2 separate regions of the Homo sapiens genome follow, and region 2 is linked to region 1. The links are chromatin contacts, found by Hi-C in ENCODE. All regions are on one chromosome and are shown on one strand. The core of a region is the stretch at or near the end of the contact, and the rest is flanking DNA. Distances in the headings are between cores, read along the strand shown. Region 1 has its middle 39 kb from the start of TLR3. Region 2 has its middle 15 kb from the start of SLC25A4.

Region 1 (2,682 bases), core at 63-2,562:
ATCTTCATTCATGCAGCCTGGCCTTTCCCGATCTAGGAGAGATTAACTAAGAGTCTGACACCTGGCTGGGCGTGGTGGCTTACGCCTGTAATCCCAGCACTTTGGGAGGCTGAGGCAGGCGGATTACAAGGTCAGGATATCAAGACCATCCTGGCTAACACAGTGAAACCCCGTCTCTACTAAAAATACAAAAAACTAGCCGGACATGGTGGCGGTGCCTGTAGTCCCAGCTACTCAGGAGGCTGAGGCAGGAGAATGGCGTGAACCTGGGAGGTGGAGCTTGCGGTGAGCCAAGATTGCGCCACTGCGCTCCAGCCTGGGTGACAGAATGAGACTCTGTCTCAAAAAAAAAAAAAAAAAAAACAGAGTCCGACACCTGTTAAGTTCTGAAAAGAGACATTCAGTATCTATTCTCTCTGAAGGCTGCTACCTGGAGGCTTCATCTACATAACAAGGACCTTGCCTTCCACAACTCCCCTTATGTGAACCCAAGCATTTCTTTCTACCAACTTCAAGCCTTTAGACAAAGCTTAACTGTTTCAAACAATTGCCAATCAGAAAATCTTTGAATCTACTTATGACTTATAAGCCCCCCACTTCTCACCTTTGAGATATCCCACCTTTCCAGGCAGAACCAATGTACACTGTACATGTACTGATTTATGTCTTTGTCTGTAACTTCTTTCTCCCTAAAATCTATAAAACCAAGCCATAACCCGACCACCTCAGACAGCCTCTGTCAGGACCCCTTGAGACTGTTCTCTGAGTCATGGCCACTCATATTGGTGCAGAATAAACCTCTTCAGCTGTTTTACAGAGTTTGGTTTTGCCAGTAACACTCACGCTTTGCACTTTGTCCACCTCGTCCTTGGGGTATCCTCACTCTAAACCACAGTGTTTAGTATATGGTTGGCACTTGATACATATTGCTGAATAAATGATCAGGCCCTTTAAGAACTGGTTAAGAACAAAACAAAAGCAAGACTGCCCTTTCTATGGAAAAATAAATACTTAGATGTCCAGACATGTTTATACTCAACTTCCTGAATTTCCCAAAAGGAAATGCGGGGAGGGGATGAGATGAGGTCTGCTCTAGTTAACTTGCTTGGAAGCAGCAATTTTGATCATGGAACTATTAAAATGTATGTGACCTTCCAAAAAAAATAAAGAGGGGAAATAGTTTCAATGTTCCAAACTCCCTCTTTGGGTCTGAAACATGTGTCACTGGCAGGTCACCCTCCCGGGAGTGCATGTCTGAAACGTGTCACTGGCAGGTCACCCTCCTGGGAGTGCACGCCTGCACGAAGCCCATGTTTGGCTGTGCCTGGAGTGTCTCCATTAGCGCTGGCACATAATGCTGCAGCCTGCGCCAGCTGCTTTTCAAACAGATTCACTGGCAACAGAAAAGGAAGAAAAAAAAAATCCAAGGTCTTAGGGTACATTTTTTTCATTCTCTTTCTACAGCTAAAAGGAAGCTGGAAGCTTGAGAAGGATTCACAGTAGCTGAATAATAGCCAGAAAGGGAGATTAGCAAGGAGCATTGTGAGAGCTGGGAGATTTTTCTTGGGTTTAGCACGAGAAGAATGTAATGCTGTGTGTGTTTGACTTGCTCGTTCTGTTGGTGTCCCCCCTCCCTTGGCTCCAGAGCCCCTGTACGCCTTCCCTCTTCCTTTGCCAGTAAGGGATTGACATGGGGTCAGTCATGAAGACGCTGTCTCCCAGCCCCACCCCAAAGGTCACAGCAGGAGGCTGCTGCAGGCTGCCTCTCAGGCTGCCAGTGGGAACAAAGATGAGGGCTGCTCAGCTCTTTTCTGGCTACCCAGGGAGAACAGTAAATCCCCTGGTGCTGCAGAGAGACCTGGACTTGGCGTGGAGACATGCTCCTTCCAAGTGACTAATTGTCAGATTTTCATATTTCATAAGGCACGCCAGCAATGAACAAGCAAGCAAAGGGACCGCAAATTAAGAAAATTACTCTAATTTATTGGTAACAATCAACCTTCATTTTCCTCTTTTCCATGGAACTTCTTCCTAATGACCTCCCCTCCTACAGCTGTGTCATTTGGATAAACACATCTCTCAGACATTTTTTAATGAAATTTGAGGCTATTCACGAAGGAGGAAGGGGAGGAAAAAGAAAACTCCTTATGCTCATCTCCCTTCATATTGTAGATGGTTCATAATGAGCACAGTGTCTTTTGAGATGTACTTGAAGGCATATTTTTCCATTTCCCGTAAATCTTCATGCTCTGGGTGTCCCAGTCATTGAAGCTGTGGGTTGCAGTGCTCCAAGAGTAAAAGGGTTCAGGAAATGCGACCGCAAAATATACTGATTGCTTCAAATGGAGGGCACTGGAGGAGCAGCAATGCAGGGAGGGGCTTTCTCTGAACCTGCCTATCTGCCTAAAAACCCAACTCTCCAACAGGAGCTCAATTGTCATGCATCTCCTCCCTGGGAATCTCATCAACCTGGGAGGATTATCCAGGAGAGACTTGGGGTCCACAGGACATCCAGGCAGACTCAGTCACAGGCATCACCCATTCACCTTCCCCCAGGTCATTCTCTCACCCCAGGCTTCCCGCACCTCCCCTCTTTCCCTGGGAAGAGGTTTGTGGGCTTCCAGACCACACTGGGTTTGGGCACTCACTTTTCTTCCCTGGGCTGCCCCTGTGCATATAATA
Region 2 (2,682 bases), core at 64-2,563, 900 kb before region 1:
CCGATAGGTCGTTTTTCAGCTGTTGGCCCCCTCCCCCGCTTGCCACTTTTGGCGCCCAAGTGCTCATTGTTCCCATCTGTGTGTCCACAGGTTCCCAATCTTCAGCTCAGACTTACAAGTGAGAACATGCAGGATCTGGTTTTCTGTTCCTGGTGCTAATTGGCTTAGGACATGGCCTCTAGCTGCATCCATGTTGCGGCTAAGGTCAAGATTTTGTTCCTTTTTATGGCTGAGTACCTGGTGATTTTTTAAAAGAAAAGTTTGCTGAACTGAACCAATTCACACTGAGGCCTGCACGGTGGGGCTTCTGGAAGCAGCACTCTTGCGGAGGCTGCGACCAGGACCCAGTTGGAGGCGCCTGGGTGTAGCGCCTAGGCAGGGAGAAGCCCCGGAGGACGAGGCCTCTGACCGGCCGCAGCACTCAGTTCCCGGCACCGCGGTGAGGACCGCGCCCGCGCCACGCGCGCCGAAAGGACTCCGCGAGCTCCTGCAGGTAACGGGCTCGGTGCAGTCCGGAGCCCAGACCAGGCAGTTGCTGAGTTATGTCCGGGCGAGATCGGTGTCCTTCAGGGTGGGAGGCTCAGAAACCCAGCGCGCGAGCCTCTGGGCAGTGGTAAGGGCGGGTTGGGAGTCGGGTTCGGCGAGTCCAAAGGAGGCTCCCGGGCTGCAGAGGCCCCGGCAGGCTGTCTCCGCCCCACGAGCCCCTTCTCCTGCGGTCTCCTGGACTGCGGCGACGAAGCGTCGGGGCTGGGGCTCCAGTCGCCTGGGGATGCGCTGCGCGCCCAGGGCGGCTTCGGGGCCCTGAGGCGGGACTGAGGGTGCGGGAGGGCGGAAGGGGGCGCGGACGCTCCGGAACTCACGGTCCGGGCTGAACCAGGGCTTGGAAGACCCTCGGGAAAGTACGGGCGTTCTGTGTCCGGGATGTGTGCTGCGGGTCGGACTGGGGGTTAGGTTGAGAAGGGGGCACTAAGATTTACTTTATTTTATTTTATTTTATTTTATTACTTATTTATTTATTGAGACAGAGTCTCTCTCTTGTCGCCCAGGCTGGAGTGCAGTGGCGCGATCTCCGCTCACTGCAAGCTCCGCCTCCCGGGTTCACGCCATTCTCCTGCCTCAGCCTCCTGAGTAGCTGGGACTACAGGCGCCCACCACCACGCCCGGCTAATTTTTTTGTATTTTTTGTAAAGATGGGGTCTCGCCATGTTGGCCAGGCTAGTCTCGAACTCCTGGGCTCAAGAGATCCTCCCGCCTCGGCCACCCAAAGTGCCAGGATTCCAGGCGTGAGCCCCGCGCCCTCCCCTTGCGGAGATTCGGCCTGGAAAGCTCCGCGGCTCTGGCCGGCACCGGTTTCCTTCCCGCCTCCCCGCACTCCCACCCCCGCTCCTAGTTCAGAGCGCTGGTGGCGTTACCCACAGCCGCGGAATCCCCTTTACTGTTCCCGGAGGAGCTGCGAGGTGGAACTGGCCGCGCGGTGGGGGCTTTCCCCGGCCCCGGGACGAGCACTCAGCGTCCCCTCCCCGCGACGCTCCCTCGGAATCCCGGGGAAGAGCGCAGCAGAGGCGGGGAGGAGGCGCGAGCGGAGGGGACCGACTTCCACCGCACCTGGGTGTCGCCAGCCCCGCCTGGCCCTCGGCGCCGGGACCCCGACGCACCCCGCGCATAGCGACTGGTGGCCTGGTGGGGGACTGCGCCTGCGAGGCCTTCTTCGCGCAGAGATATCGGGGTTCTCTGAACCCCAGAAATGGGCCTGGCAGGGGAAGGAAGCTGCAAGAAAGGAGTTAATCTGCAGGATGCTCAATTCTTTCTATGACAAATCGCTTCACTCCCCGCTCGGCAGGTCAGAGCTAGGGGTGACCGAGTTACGCCGCGGGCGCTGCCTGAGCAACGCTTTCTACCGCGGTCCTAGTGTCTCCGCTCCCTGGAAATAAATACTGAGCGCTGACTGCATACCTCTTTATGCGGCTCGCGGAGAACAGTTAAACAGGTCCCTGCACGAGGCCGTTCTAGTTAGTATGTCCCTATGACGCCTTTGTCTGCTACTCAGGTTGAATGTCCCGTTTGTATCTTAGTGGACTTGGCGGATGGTAGGCGCATGTTTAGCCTTAGTGGACACTACCAAATGGCTTTCCAAAGTACCATTTTATTTTTCTGCCAGCAATGTGGGAGAATTCCAGTTGTTCCGCGTTCTTACCAGCACTTGGCGTTCTGTCTGTTTTAATTTTAGCATTCTGGAGTGTGTAGTGGTATCTCACTGTTCTTGTTTAGGTTGATTCATGTGATATTGCTGTTAATGGGCCACTTTGGGGCTTATTGGCAATTCCTTCTCTCTCTCTCTCTCTTTCTCTCTTTTTTTCTTTCTTTCTTTCTTTTTTATTTATTTATTTTTTTGAGACGGTGTCTTGCTCTTTCGCCCAAGCTGGAGTGCAGTGGCGCGATCTCGGCTCACTGCAAGCTCCGCCTCTTGGGTTCGCGCCATTCTCCTGCCTCAGCCTCCCGAGTAGCTGGGACTACAGGCGCCCACCACCATGCCCGGCTAATTTTTTGTATTTTTAGTAGAGACGGGGTTTCACCGTGTTAGCCAGGATGGTCTCGATCTCCCGACCTCGTGATCCACCCGCCTCGGCCTTCCAAAGTGCTGGGATTACAGGCGTGAGCCACTGCGCCCCGCCCCTTTTCTTT

Evidence for each region. Hi-C counts contacts between places; a loop is a spot of excess contacts on that map. Pooled maps may share reads with other maps.
Region 2: a pooled map shows a loop between it and region 1 (2.7-fold over the local background). The contact joins two enhancer-like sites. A Hi-C loop is called at or near these places in 3 of 37 single-sample maps with no recorded cell type and 7 of 50 pooled maps.

The regions. Positions count from the first base shown.
Region 1 is chr4:186,028,544-186,031,225 of GRCh38, forward strand. No RefSeq gene overlaps it. Among named protein-coding and RNA genes, the nearest start is that of TLR3, 39 kb to the right of the region's middle. Within about 2 kb of position 1,313, at least 23 of the 41 ENCODE cell types and tissues checked have a DNase peak (open chromatin) inside an H3K27ac peak, as active enhancers do.
Region 2 is chr4:185,127,063-185,129,744 of GRCh38, forward strand. No RefSeq gene overlaps it. Among named protein-coding and RNA genes, the nearest start is that of SLC25A4, 15 kb to the right of the region's middle. RefSeq lists a silencer at 1,574-1,673 and an enhancer at 1,645-2,188. Within about 2 kb of position 1,314, at least 18 of the 41 ENCODE cell types and tissues checked have a DNase peak (open chromatin) inside an H3K27ac peak, as active enhancers do.